Linked DNA regions of Mus musculus: region 2 is linked to region 1. A link is a loop called in an ENCODE intact Hi-C map of the cell type or tissue named here. Cell type or tissue: gastrocnemius. All regions are shown on one strand. Each heading gives the region's core, and the rest is flanking DNA. Links, peaks and the distances in the headings are about the cores only.

Region 1 (7,594 bases), core at 1,888-5,887:
TCGTTATGTTTTGGCAGAGCTAGTCTGAGCTATAAAAAAAAGCTGATTTGGTAAGCTCAGCACTGTGTGTGTGTGTGTGTTTGTGTGTGTGTGTGTGTGTGTGTGTGTGTGTGCTTGCATACACACACAGGAACTTGTGACTTGTTACTGTCAAACGCAGACATAGTTGCTTTTCAATATGTCTTTCCTGAATGGATAATTTTGAAAGCAAATCCCTAACAATACTGCATAGAAGAAGAAAGGCTAAACCTAGATGTCATTGGCACAAGAGTGAGCTTGATTTATTTAAAAGAACTTTGGTTTCTGCTAAACTGTGGGGGTGGCCGCCTCTGCATAAGTGGGGGGAGGGGGGGCTGTGAAGCTCCAAAAGCAACTCCTGCAGGACTTAGTTGAAGACTGCCCGAGAGACCAAAGATTGCTGATGCAGACAATGCCAACCAATTGGGAACTGCTGCTTGGAAGATATGGGACCAATGGGATGTGGGTGGAGAGTATGAAGGGCTAACCCTCCACCCCCATGAATTATTAAACAAGCTTTCCACAGCATTCATATGAGCTTGCTGCAGCGTTCTCACCTGCTCCTGGTGTCTGTGCCATTGATTCCATGCCACCTCATCTCCAACCCCCAAGGACAAGTAGGGTCTGGCATCAGGCGGTTCAGGGCACAGGCATCATCTGCAGCCCAGCATGGGGCTTGAACCCTGAGCCCAAATCTAAGAGTCTAATCTAAGGCATAGAAGAAATTGCTGAACAAAGGCCATCATCCCCTCTCTCCTTTGGGCAACACAGCAAATACATTAACGAAAAGGAGTAAGGAACTTTTGAGTTAATCTTTGTCAGGAGTCTCAGGGAGAAATGGCTTTTCTGCTCCCACTGACTCAGAACAGCACACAAAGCACAAATCGTGTATCATTCTGTATCCACGTGCTGTTCCCAACACACTGGGGCCTGGGTTCCTTTAACACCTTCCTGGTTTTAGTGCATGCTCTTAGACCTGGTACAGAGATGGGGGGGTGGGGAGAGGAAGGAGCAGGAGGAGGAGGAGGAAGAGGAGAGGGGGAGGGGGAGGGAGAGGGAGAGGGAGAGGGAGAGGGAGAGGGAGAGGGAGAGGGAGAGGGAGAGGGAGAGGGAGAGGGAGAGGGAGAGGGAGAGGGAGAAGGAGAAGGAGAAGGAGAAGGAGAAGGAGAAGAAGAAGAAGAAGAAGAAGAAGAAGAAGAAGAAGAAGAAGAAGAAGAAGAAGAAAGGCCAAAAGAAAGCCAGAGAGAACATCTGTGACATTGATCCAATTCCACAGTAGCTGTCTCACAGCTCAGCCATCAAATGGTCACAAGGCCAGATGTCCTGAATTTGCAACCTAAGGTCTGAGAGGCTTATTGTTCTTAGATTCTGTTGTTCATTTAGCTTAATTGGGTAACCAGCCCAGAGCCTCCAGGTCTCAATGTCCCTTGTAAAGGGTCATTTAAGAAAAAGGGTCAATATCCCCAGCACGCTTGCCTGGACTGCTTAAACCAGTGTGGACCATAGCTTCGTGATGCCTTACCTTTCAGCATTTCCCCTTGTGCAATGCTCCCACACAGATGAAGGATGGTCACGTCTGAAAAGGATGCCATTAGGATCTCTGAAAGTGAGAGTCCAGGTCTACTCTGCAAAGCCATGATGCAATCATAAGCTTTCCATTCCAAGCTAAAAAGATAAATAAAATACAGCAATTTAAAAAGTGTAGCTTCTGAATACATTGCGGAGGGGACCCCCCCCCCCCATGAAGGAATCATGTGGCCGGAAGAGGGGTACCACACAAGGCTGTGTTTCAGAACACTACAAGAGGGCATACTCTTCAAAGACACACAGACGGAGACTGAGGCTGGTGAAAGCAAAGAAATCCATCTGATACGAGCCAGAGCTGGTTCATAAAACCTATTGGTTCTAAGAAAACATTTGTTTACCTTGATTTTTATGTGTACAGATGTTTTTTGCCTGTCTGTACATAGTGCACCAGATGCACGCAGTACCCGTAGAGGCCAGAAGAGGGCATCTTGCCCCTGGTATTGGAGTCACAGAGTTGTGAGCCTCTGTGTGCATGCTAGGAACAGAAGAACCCCACCCAGATTCTCTGAAGGGTCACAGGTGCTCTTAATCAATGCTCCATCTCTCCAGCCCTAGGGTTCATTTTCCTCCCCCTGCCCCCAACTCTAGCCCTCCCGCACATGGTATTGGGTTTGCTCAGCTCAGCCAGCAGGTTACACTTGCCAGAAACACAGGAAGTCCTCCACTTCCCTCCAGACTGGGGAACGAGGAACAGGCTGGCTGTGGATGCACCAGCTTCTGCAAAGAGATGACAAGAGACACCTTTTCTAACTTCAGTGATCAGGGAGTTCCTGGGTAGCCTGAAATCAGCCATCGTGGGAATATTTATACATCAGAGACTGGCAACTGTAACGAGCTGGGATTCTTCATCCTCCGCACAAACTGATATGGCTGCGTTTTAATTTTTTTTAATTTTTTATTTTTATTTTTTGCAGTTCTGCAACTTTATTTGACATGAGCAGGTTAGTTCTCATCCACATTGACCGTCTGTAGATTTTTGAACGCGGTAACAGGCACATAAGTTACCAATGTGCAGAGCTTGTTTGGTGAATCTTAATCCTCGTTACGTTTTCTGGACAAACGTACTCAGATGTGATATGGAACATTCCTATTTCCTTGGCCCAGATGGCTTTATTGAGCCTGGTGTCAATGCGCACATCTGGAGTCCCCATTTCCTTCATGGCAAACTTCCGAATTTCTTCGAGTGCCGGAGTAGCATGCTTCCGGAAGCCCACTCCATGGATGCGCTTGTGAATGTTGATGGTGTATTCTCGGGTCACTGCCTCGTTGATGGCAGAACGGCACTTCTTCTCGCCACCCTTCTCTTTGGGAGCCAATCTGCGGGGCCCACGTTGGAAAGGAAGGACGCGAGGGATTGTCCTGACGTGGCTGTGAAACCACAACCAGCACACCGCTGGGCATCGTAACCATTTAGTAGCACCAACTGGGAAACTGAGGTCTGGGTTTCGCTACGGTGGGGATTATCATTTATCGTCTCCAAGCCTCCTGCTGAACTGTGAGGCTCCTTATGAGCTACACAGAGGTAGGGTAAGGAGGTTCCTTTAAGAGCTGACTAGGTCTTCACTCTCCAGAATGGATTCACTGAAGCCAGGCACCATGGGATGCATCTGTAACACTAGCACTTGTGAGTCTGAGGGTGAAAATTTTGGAGTTTGAGGCCAGCCCGGGCTACACAGCAAGTTCAAGGCTGTCCTAGGCTTAAAAAAAAAAAAAAGTTATTCTGCCATTAGTGGATTTGTGAGCTAATGAATTATCTTAAGAGTGTGTGTACACCTTAAGAAGCACTTGAGCTAGGTCACCTGCATACTCTGCATTAATTTTTTTCAAGCATGTCCCCACACCATTTCATTTCCATTTTTTTTTTTTTTTTTGTTACGCTCTTCGTCTCAAATCTGACTCCGATAAGCCACATAAAACGTATTGCCCTCAACTTCTTGCCAACTACACTTCCTTTGCAACGAGTAATAAACTCACTCAACAGACACACACTCGGGGCATTCCACCGGGGTGATTATGTTGTCCCAAGAGCCTAGGAACAGGAAAAGCAGAGGTGGAGAAAATAAATCCACATTTATGGTAGAAGGCAGACAGTGGAATCAACCTGCCACCTGGTGGCTGACTGGTCTCTCAGAGAACTGTTCTCAGAGGAATGGACATATTACCCACTTGGCATTGGACGCTCCTGACTTCCTGCCTTGGTCTTGGGGAGTCCGAGTTGGTAAGCTTCTACACAGCCTCTGTAATGCAGCCATTATGGGCCTCTCTGCTCACAAGTCCATCAGGCAGACGCTGGGCGGCTGGGGAATGAGGCTGACTGGTAGCTGTGAGTGACATTTTGTACTGAGTGTTGAGACCACCTCTGTAGGAGACGTTCTTTGCCTGCATAAGTGAACATTCACAGGGAGACAATAGTCTTCTCTTCCCGCTCCTTGAGGTCCAGCCCCCTGCTGTCATGAAACCCTGCTGCTAAGGTCGAAGTCTGACGTTACTGGAAAGCCCTGAGCTTGATGCACAATGGCAAACTCCCCTGTGTCACTGGGGTTTCCTCCTCGCTACCTGAGGAACATCTCAGCCTGAGATTCCTGGAGCGCCTCCCTGTGTTAATGAGGCATCTCAATACCTTATGATCTTTGACCACCCTGGTTATTCTCACCCGCTTCCCCCAAACTACATAACCTTTAGTTCATCCTGAATAAAGTATATACAAGCCCTCGCCGGATGGAGGTGTGTATACAAGCTAAGATTGTCTCAGAGAACTATTTCATTGAGGATCATTGGAGAAGGCCTTCACCTAAGAGAACCGTGACACTAAGATCCTAGGAGAAGTAGCCCCCTCTACCCCACTCCCAGCTGGACTGGATTCCTACAGACCTCCACCTGTTCCCAACTCTGCTGCATCCTTCCAGCCTGATGGGCAGCCATGTCTAGACACTCTGAGAGGGAAGAAGCAGAGGATGTTGAACCACACCCTGCCCCCTTCATTGTTATTCATTTTCAGATCCTGATCCCTGATCATCCAGAAAAAAACGAGTCTCTGGGGATTTAAGTTTCCCGCCAGCTCTTGATGTAGATAGATCAAGCTGCAGTGAAATCCACTCACCCGGCTTCTGCCCCAGGACAAGCTGGCTTTCATCGCTGTCCCACAGAGTCACCCTGAGTGGAATTAGCTGTGGCAGTAGAGCTGGTTACTTCCATTGTATGGAGCAGACTCATCAGTTAAGCCATATCAAGTGTTTTCTTCCTTAGCCAACTGGCCCAGGGGGATTTGGAGATAGATAGGACAAAATACAGTGTAAACATGTATAAAATTCACAGAGTAGATTTTAAATAATTTTTAATGTCACATGTTGAAATCTAATCTTAATGTGATGGTGTAGGAAATTGGAACCTTTGGAGGCAATCATGGTGCCTTGGAAATGGTATTAGCACCCTTACAAAAGCTGGAGAGCTGCTGTGTGCCTTTCATCATACAAGGCCCCAGCCAGGAAAAAACTGTCTATGAACTAAGAAGAGGACCCTCATCACAGAGACATTCTGCTGGGACTTTGGTCTTGGACTTTAATCTTCAGAACTGTGAGAAATAAGCTTATGTTTCCCACAGGCCACTGAATTTATGGGGCTTTGTTGTAGAAGACCAGGAGCCTAAGATGTGGACTCTGTGGCAAGCCATGCCTAAGTTCTAAATGAACAGAATCACTTAGTATATGTCTCATAGGAAGAATACAAAGAATCAATAGGAAAAGACCTAATATATCATCCCTGGAGATATATATATATATATATATATATATATATATGTCACTGATAAAATGCCACTACCAAAAGGAACTTAAGAAAAGCTTCCATTTGGTTTGTGTCTACAGAGGGAGAGAGTCCTCTTGTTGGCATAGCAACAACAAGAACAGGAAGCTAGATGATCACATTTTCAACCTCACACAGGATACAAAGAGAGCAAGAATAGGAAGTGGGACAGAGCTATAAAATCTCAAGGCTTTTCCCAGTGATCCACTTCTTCCAGCAAGGCAGCATCTCCTGAAGTTTCCATAACCTCCCCCAAACAGTGTTCAAATAATATATTGATGTAATTATACAAATATGTGATATATATTTATATTAGACTGTAATAAGTATATAATATATTATATATATAAATTGCCAGGTTTGGCATAGCCATGGAAGGGACAGTATGACTCAGTTTCCACCTCTGAGCAGAGTCAGTAGGACATGGGTCTCCACAAGTGCGGACAGTTGCTGTAGGCATAAGGCTTCTTTGCATAATAATGTACATATTTTCCATGTTCCTGGGAACATTCTCCCTGCCAGGGCTAATGACTCCAGGATAATTAGAAAAAGTACAAGTCCAGAAAGCAAGAATGTGTCTAATGTTCCTCAGCAAAATGGTAATGCTGTGACCTTCAGGACAGTCCTTAAGGCTGTGGGAAAGCACTCTGAAAACATGAGTTCAAGAATATATAAATAAGGTTTCTCAACTATTCAAAACATAAAGATGCAATATGAATTATATGAGAAGCTTCATGGAACTGCACTAATGAGTCAGTAAAGGAACAGGGAAAGAACAAGGCTCATGGTGCAAGTAATACAGGAGCACCAGGCAGTGAGGGAGTGGTGAGCTCAGGGTAGGATCCCACCCAGAGAAGCTTATTGTTTGTGTTTACAAAGGCAGGCAGACTTCTGAGTTCAAGTCAGCCTGGCACAGGGCAAATGTAGGTCCAGGCATGGTGGGAGTGGTGATCTCAGGATGTAGTTCCACCCAGATATGCTTATTGTTTGTATTTACAAAGGCAGTCAGACTTCTGCAATCAAGGTCTGTCTACAGAACAAGTTCCAGGATAGCCAAGCTTAGGCAGTGAAAGAGTTGGAAAACAGAAAGCTAACTTTCTCACATATAAATAGTCTCTATGTCTAGATTTGACAACCAACAGTGCTGTGTCCAGCAAACAAACCGCCTAGGACTTGCTATGTTACCAATGCACTTGCTGTATTTTTCTAAGAATCAAGGGGCTAAGATCATAAAATGCTGATTCATGTGATAATAAGAAGAGAATGGGAGTAAATGGTTGAATTGATATGCAAATAAAAGATATTTGGTGATAAAAGACTGGCCTTTGGTCTGCAAGAGGTGAGCTATCTAGAGAACTAACACAGAACTTTTAGAATCTTGTCTAGAAGATTTTCTGAATTTGGTCAGAAAACCCATGAGCTGTCAAGAGAGCTATCTTGAGCAGAACACAGAGCTTGCACCCCATCACTGACATTGACATTATATACACACACACACACATATATATATATAATATTATATACAAATATATTTAGATAGAGCATGATGTATATATAATATATTCTTATACATAAGGAAAGTAAACTATTGCATGGAAACCTGTTGAGAAGACAGGAGGGGTGGCTCAGCAGTTCAGAGGAGGAGCTCTTGTTGTTGAGGATTTAAGTTTGTTTCCCAACACCTATACACATGTCAGGCAGCTAGCTCTCTGCTGCCTGTAACTTCAGCTCCAGGGAGACCTGAATTCTCTGCTCTACAGGGACACCTGCACTCTGTAACACACACACACACACACACACACGCACGCACGCACGCACGCACGCACGCACGCGCAAGTAAATAAAAATAAATCTTTAAAATTTATTATGGGAACAACTTTTGTAATTCATAGAGAGAGTTCAGAAAATTTCTATAAACGATAAACAGGCTGGGAATTAATGAACTAAGTACATGTCTCACAAGTTGGACAACAGCAGTCAAGTAATTGCAAAGAGATTTGGAAAGCAGAGGTCAGAGAAGTGTGATGGTTCAAGGAATAGATATCAAATATTTTCAAATACAAGTAGATGATAATACAAACAGAAGGGAGTCTTTTCTTCTATGATTAAAGTTGAAAATGATTTGGTGAAGCTGTGAAGAATTCAATCAAAGAAGAAGACACAAATCACTCGTGTCATGAATCAAAAT
Region 2 (7,594 bases), core at 2,272-6,271, 75 kb before region 1:
TGGTTGCTGGGATTTTCAGGACCTTTGGAAGAGCAGTCAGTGCTCTTAACCGCTGAGCCATTCTCCAGCCCGATTTGTTTGTTCTAAGTTAACCTTTGACTTAGCAATTCAAGAGTTATGCAAAGCTCAGTGGCCTTGGGAAAATGTAAACCCCGCTGCACACAAAGAGAGACAGTAATAAGGGAGACCTGTGGGGACCACAAGTAGATAAGAAGGTCAGAGCTCAGAGCCAGTTAACCTTGTGACCAGAGGATAAAAACTATACTGTAGAACTGATTTTGCTATTTCCTATAAAGTCTGTTGGCTGGAGATGTGGGGGTGGCAGGTCCAGAGGATGCTGAGCCCTTCCTGTCTCAATGGCCAGTTCTCTGAATGAGTCAGAGCTTAAAGATGCCATTCCTGCCTCTGCCCATGGTGCTGATTGGCAGCATGGACTTTGTATTCTGGTTATATTTGTTATGACAGCCCCAGGAAGACACTGCAGAAATCCCCCTGCCCTTTCCCAGGTGTTCTGAGCTCTTCAGTCTTCTGTGTGCTTCAATGAGGCCAGAGCAGGCGGCAGGTGGCCTGCTTGCTCCAGATTTGTTTACCGTTTGTAGACTGGATGATTTTAATAATTTATTAACTCATACTTTTCCTCAAATATATTCTCCTCCCCCTCCCCCTCCCCTCCTCCTCCTCCTCCTCCTCCTTCTCCTCCTCCTCCTCCTCCTCCTCCTCCTCCTCTTCTTCTTCTTCTTCTTCTTCTTCTTCTTCTTCTTCTTCTTCTTCTTCTTCTTCTTCTTTCTTCTTCTTTTCTCTCTCTCTCTCTCTCTCTCTCTCTCTCTCTCTCTCTCTCTCTCTCTCTCTGGAAAAAGAGATAAGGAAAGAAAAAGAAAGAGCTGTTGTTGATATGCTCACTTACCATCTGCCTCAGATGAAATTCAGAGCCTGGGTCAGGGCATATGTAAGCAACAATCCAGAACCAGGGTGAAACTGCAGAAGGCCAGCCTGGTTTACAGAGTGAGTTCCAGGACAGCCAGGGCTACACAGAGAAACCCTGTCTCAAAAAACCAGGAAAAGAAAAGGAAAAAAGAAAAGAAAAGAAAAAAATGAAATGTTTCCAGGTTGTTTTTCACAACTCCTCGGTAAATGGTCAAAAATGTGTAAAAACATAATTAAAAACATGTTAAAAGTTCTTGATGTAATACAACCTTTCCCACCCCTGGGCAGGAAACATCGCATATCTTACAGTGAATTTTGGGAAAGTTGGCTCACAAAAGGGGTGCCTCTAGTGGGCAAGGGGTCTTGGGGTCAGTTTCATGGCTCTGTCTCGGGGAGAATAGCCAGATAACAGTTGTATTTACATTTTACTCGAATTCAAAGTTAGTATCATATTCTAAGAGTTGCTTATTTGAAATGAGAATCTAACTAGTTCAGATTTTTTTTTTAAAACTAAATGTGACTTTTCTGTAAGGCCTAGTGACCCAAGAGAAACGCCCTCTCCACAGTCAATAGGCTAGGAGGTGGACTGAACTACAAATCCCATGAGAATGTGAGAGGTGGCCTGCCGGAAGTGTTGTTGGGAAACCGGAAGAGAGCGGGGCGGGGAGGAGAGGGCCAATTTAACCGTCGGGTTTGTGTCCGCCTACAGGCAATTTCACTAGGCTCCACCCAACAGCTACCTAGTTTGCAGCGCCACCTGCCAAGTGCGAGCCAGGCATATAAAAGGAGCTACCCTAGCCCTTTCCCTTCCTGTTCTTCTCTGTCCTCCCCTTCTCCCTCCCCCACCCCCTATGTCTCTACTTCTTTTCAAGTCCCTGTCCCGCCTCCTTTTCCCTTCCTCTTATGCTAGGCCTGTGGCATGGCCTGATTCCTCTTGGGGACACTTTGGGAGGGACCTGTCAAGGTATTCCCTCCCAACGTAATAGTTTGCAAATACCGCCCTTGTTCTTCCGGTGTGTGTGTGTATACAAGTAGGCCAGAAGTCAACAGAAGCCCCAGAAATCACGGTTTCTTCCTCCCCAGTGCTGAGATATAAGTGCGTTGCCATACCTGGCCTTTTTTTTTTTTTTTTTTTTTTTTTTTTTTAAACTGACTGAGCTAACTACCCAGGCCAATTTTTGTTATTCTATAAAAACCTAGGGCCCTTAGATGTAGCTTGAAAAATCAATGACGGACTTCAGGTATCTAGAGTTATTATCTAATTTATGACTGTCATCAAGTCTTTGTCCTCATGATGGGTGTGCGTCAGCTTGCCTGTAAAGCCGCCGGTCCCAAGGGTGGGTGAACCGGGAAAGAGTTTAGACCACCAGCAAGTATAGAGGCAGACTGGTTTAGACATTCTGATGGTGGCCTGGAGTTGCTCAAAAGAGGGAACCTCCATCCAGAAAATGCCTCCATAAGATCCAGCTGTAGGGCTTTTTCTTAATTAGTGACTGATGGGGGAGGCCCCAGCCCATTTTGGGCGGGGCAGGGCCATGCCTGGACTGATGGTCCTGGGTTCTTTAAGAAGGAGACTGAACAAGGCACGAGGAGCAAGCCAGTGAGCAGCATCCCACCATGGCCTCTGCATCAGCTCCTGCCTCATGGTTCCTGTCCTGTTTTGAGTTCCTGTCCTAATTTCCTTCAATACTGTACAGCGATGTGGAAGTGTGAGCAAAACAAACCCTTTCCTTTCCAACTTTTTTTGGTCGTGGTGTCTCATCGCAGCAGTAGAAACCCTAAGGAAGACTCTATTAGATTATAATCTAAAGTATAAAATAAATACACCAACCCATACAGATACAAAAGAAACAATAAGTGAGTAGAGGGTGAAGCTGCTCAGACATTAAGACTTGGGTTCAGCTCCCAGAGCTTTTGTAAAACTGGGGCTGGAGAGAGATTAAGAGGCTACTCTTCCAGAGGAACCCAGGTTCAATTCCCAACAGCCATGTGGCTGTAACCCTCATCCCCAGAGATCTGATACCCTCTTCTGGTTTCCCTGGCACTAGGCACATGTGTGGTACACAGACATACATGCAGGTAACACACTGACACACATAAGAAGAAGTGAATTTTAAAAAAAAGTGTGCAGTAGGGCCTGTCTGTAACACCAGGGCTGGAGAAACCCAGACAGCAGATTCCCCAAGTTCATTGGCAGTCAGTTTAATCTGGATGAGCTCCAGGCTCAGAAAGGAACTCTCTTTAAAAGAGAGAGAGAGAGAGAGAAATGAGATGAGATTAAGGTAGATGGTAGAAGCCAACTTCTATGCACACATATTGCACATGTACCTGCACACACTTGCACACCCATTAACCAGTATCATACACACACACACACACACACACACACACACACAAAGAAACAAACAACATTTCAAATATCATATCTGGTATCCCTGCAAGGAGGTGAAGCTTGGTTTAGCCCCCCCTCTTTCTTTCTGTGTGGGATAGACTCACTTCACAGTGAGTTCCAGGACAGCCAAGGTTGTATAGAGAGACCCCTGTCTCAAAATAAACAAGCAAGCAAATAAACAGACAAAAGAATTAAAAATGAAAATCAGTAACTTCATAGTGAAACAAACAAACAAACAAACAAATAAACAAACCAAACAAGCCACCCAGTGACAAAGGTTACATCTCTTATATAGGAGGCACACACTCTCTGATGGGACGTGAAATAGGTGGGACTTCACTACCACCGAGCCATCTCTCCAGTCCACAGCTGGTTCAGTTTTAACCAGTAGGCCTTGCTAATAGGATGGTAACTCTAAGGGCTCCTGGATAAGGGGGAGGTATGGGGGAAGCTCCTATCTCACTTTGCAATGTTTCTGTAAAACTATGCCAAAACAAAAATATTTCTTTTAAGCGTGAGGGTTTGTGGTTGGGCACGATGGCACGCAACTTTAATTCCAGCTCTCAAGAGGCAGGGGCCAGGAGATCTTTGTGAATTTGAGGCCAGATAGAGCTATGTGGTAAGACTTTGACTCAATAAGCAAGCAAGCTAGCAAACAAGCAAAACAAAAACAAAAGCCAAACCGGTTGTTTGGGGACTGAGAAATTGGCTTTCCTGTTCAGGAAAGTTTCTGTGAATTGAGAGAAATAGTCTCTGCTGGGTCTGACTAGGCCATAATGAAGTCAACAGATACACAGCCAGACTTGTTGCCATCAGTGGGAACAGAGAACACGGAAGTTACAAGCTCATACCTCTAGAGGGCGCTTTGGTCCTAACCATGCGGCTGAGCTGGGCTCCCTGTACCCCTGGCGGACTTTGAAGGAATTGTGGCTATTGGCCTAGAAGTTACCCACATAACCAAGTCTTCTCAGGCCCTTTCAGCTCAGATACTTGTGATTCTAGGTCTGGGGTAGGGTGAGCTCACTGTGGGAAGCCAAATTCTGACACTCCTTTCCTTCCAGAGCTGGTTCAAAGTTCCTAGTTCTCCCCTTTCTGGTTTCTTCTCTCAGGATGGCCGTAGGCCTTAGAAGATTCTGAGGCAAGTTCTCGGGGCCATTGGCTCTTGTAGGTTCTCTGTGTTCTTTCCAGGGGAGGTGCACGGCGATTAGGTGACTTTCTGACATCGTCCTAGCTGCAGTTCATTCTGTGACCCCCGTTCTCTTTCTGGGAGAAATGAGAGTGTAGTGTAGGCCAAGGAACCTCCTCACACAATAGCCATAGCTCAGCCCTGACGCACCCCAGCAGCCAGGCCAGGCCTCAGTGGTGGGCCAGGCTAGGCCTCGGTTTCTATAACTGGCAGATGGGAGCTATACAGTCAGTGCAGCACCAACTATCAGTACTCCCCTAGTGAAGCCTGAACTCCAAGCTTTAAAACACGGGTAGCAGCAGAGCCAGCCAATGTGAGCAGGCTCTGTGAAGAGAAAGGGAGGAAGGGGAGAGTTTGGCTTGAGGCTTCTAGGGCTGCTGCTACCTAGCTGTGTGGAAGACTGACATTTTCCCTGGGGGCCACTCCAGACCCTCTGTCTGCCGGTTCCTCCCGAGCCTTGACGTGACTTCAGTGGCCCTGTGACCGGCATTAAGGGAGCACATATCCTCCTTGATGCTATCAGGAGGCTTTAAACTGCTACAGGTCTTGCTCTCTGTCACTGGTGTGTTGGGAACCTTCCCCCTGCTCCTTCCCTTGATTACTGGGAACTCCTTAAGCAGCCACACACCTCACAGTTGGCTTGAGCTACAAGCATACTGAGTTTGAGGAGGGCAAGGCTTAGAGTCCAGTCAACAGTTGTGTGTGTGTGTGGTATATGTGTGTGTGTGTACGTGTGTGTGGTGTGTATGTATGTGTGTGTGTGGTGTGGTGTATGTGTGGTGTGTGTGTGTGTCTGGGATTTGTGTGTGCATGCACACGTATGTGCGAGCGTGTGTGCATGTGAGTGTGGGTACTTGGAGGTAGTTAGAAATCTATCCTGAGGGCCGTTCCTCAGGAGCCAGCCCTGTGGTTTTTGCATGCTACATGTCTGGCTTGTAAAGTGGGTCCTAAGGGACTCACAGGGTTCTTGTGCTTCCATGGCACCAGTTGCTGACTGAGACATGTCACCAGCCCGCAACCAGGAGATCCTACTTCTAACTGCATGCCTCAGAGCCTTCTAGCCAGGCTGTCCCCTGAGCTCTGACTACTACCTTTCCTGATTCTCACAACTCTAGCTTGGACTCTGTACTGTGGCCCAATTCTTCCAGACCTTAATCAACCTTCCTTCCGGGAAGGAGGAAGGCTCCCTCTCCTGTCACCATGCAGGGACTGGCTATGTCACCGAGACCCAAAAGAAGAGATTGCCAAGGAGGGACATCACTCTGGGGCCGGGCTTCTGAGTCCTGTGACCAGCTGTCAGCCCCTGAGGGAAAGACCCAGGGCAGAGGATGGCTGAGAGGTCTGAGAAGAAGTTAAGTGGCCTCAGCTCTCAGCAGGCACCAGGAATGTTTTGGCTCATTCTCTTCATTTCTGTGTTCCTCTGCTGGGGGCCTTCAGTGTTCTTGTTTCTTCAAGCACAGCTAATCTTGACCACTGACTGGCAGTCTGGGGCTCCCAGATCATAAGGGCTGAGAGGCTGGTGGAACATTCTGGGCTCTTTCTGGCACCGCCTACCTGGCAGAGACATACCAGTCTTCAGGGTGGGGTGTGGAGAGAGGAGAGGTTGGGTTGGGTGGCTTTTTTTCTTTGCTTTCAGCCTTGGTCTCAAGAGTTGTGAGGTTTGGGGGATAGTCACAGGACTTCCTCTTGAGGCGGCTGAGAGAGAATGGGTCTTGCCCTCTGAGTATTCGGATTGGCATTCCTCATAGGCAAGGCTCAGAAGATGTTTCTCAAACATCCTGCTTCCTTTTTTGCTTCCTTCTCTCTTTGGGTTCCAGCTCAGATTCCTGGCCTGTGGTGACTGGGTGGGCCACAGACATTGAATACCAAGCCCTTGGAACCCTTCTGCCATTCTGTTACCTGGCGTTCCTTCCCTCTTTAGCCACGGGCAAGCTTGGCATTGGAGGGAGACACTCCCACTTCAGGGAAAGACTTATGAGTTCAGGAGGACAAGAGGAGGTCATTTCATAATGTCAAAGTCTTTCCTCTGTTGGCTTTTATAAGCAAACTTTTATATCTACGTGTAATATACATCTGAAACCACACACAGTTAAAGTTTCTGCAGATCGGCGAATTCCCGCAAAATGAACAATAACCATGTAATAACACCCCAAGTCAAGAAAAACAGATGTGAACAAAGCAAAACAATGTTATTATTCCCCGACTCCGCCCACCCCTGTCAATCATCTTCCGGCTCCTCCTTCCCAGAGAGGTGGTGATAAAAGAGCTGGCCTCTGCCAAGCCTTGCGCCCCTTGACCTTCCCGTACTTGCATTCCTGTGGCTCTTGAGGCTGCCCGAGTCTATTGTAGGGCGGGAAAATAACAATGCGAAGTTGTTTATCTGTTCCCAGGTCAGTGGCTACCTGTGTCTATGGTTGGCAGTCAGGCAACTCAGGGAGTTTTCACACCACAGGAATTGGCAAATGCTACAAATTGACTGGTTTTATTTTTTTTCATTGACTGTCTAGTGCTAGACTTCAGAAAGCAATGGAGCAAATACCCATAACGGAGATTATATTTATGAGTGTGTTTTTTTCTTTAGCTGTGGCATTGTGAAATGAAGAAAGGGTTCTGTGTGGCTCAGGAAATCTTCCGTGTCCGATGAGTGATGTTCTGAGGTGCCTGGTCTTGCTTCTCTTCCCTTACTCTTTAACATAAGTACGGATTTTTAGCTGGGTAGTGGTGGCCCACGCCTTTAACCCCAGCACTCCAGTGCCAGCGGCAAGCCTGGTCTACAGAGAAAGCCTGCCTCTAAAAAACAAACAAACAAAAACAAGAAACGAGAAGCAAAACAAAACAAACAAAACAAAGCAAAAAGAATTTAAAAATACATTTTAATCAATACTTTGGTTGGATTTTTATTTTATTTCATCTATTTGTTTGATTGGTTGTTTTTTGTTTTTGTTTTTTGTGTGTGTGGGTTTTTTTTTTTTTTTTTTTGGTTTTTTGGTTTTTTGGTTTTTTCGAGACAGGGTTTCTCTGTGTAGCCCTGGTTGTCCTGGAACTCTCTCTGTAGACCAAGCTGGTTTGGAACTCACATTGCTCTGCTTGCC

The links. Peaks named below come from ENCODE experiments on the same cell type or tissue, not always from the same donor. Only the 100,000 strongest peaks of a DNase experiment are listed, where the experiment ranks them.
Region 2: it touches region 1 in a loop (7-fold over the local background); 25 of 42 quality-filtered maps call a loop at or near these places.

The regions. Positions count from the first base shown.
Region 1 is chr9:111,068,634-111,076,227 of GRCm38, forward strand. It overlaps Gm26409 (a small nuclear RNA gene), which reads left to right and starts at 6,761; the gene lies at 6,761-6,823. It also overlaps the pseudogene Rp31-ps19. In gastrocnemius, for the core only: CTCF peaks have their summits at 2,012 (motif pointing right) and 3,714 (motif pointing left); DNase peaks (open chromatin) are centred at 2,041 and 3,725; H3K4me3 peaks cover 217 bases; H3K27ac peaks cover 415 bases.
Region 2 is chr9:110,993,247-111,000,840 of GRCm38, forward strand. All of the region lies in intron 2 of Gm10030 (predicted gene 10030), which reads left to right. Among named protein-coding and RNA genes, the nearest start is that of Rtp3, 7.3 kb to the left of the region's middle. In gastrocnemius, for the core only: no CTCF peak of the experiment used is centred there; DNase peaks (open chromatin) are centred at 4,200 and 5,854; H3K27ac peaks cover 1,620 bases.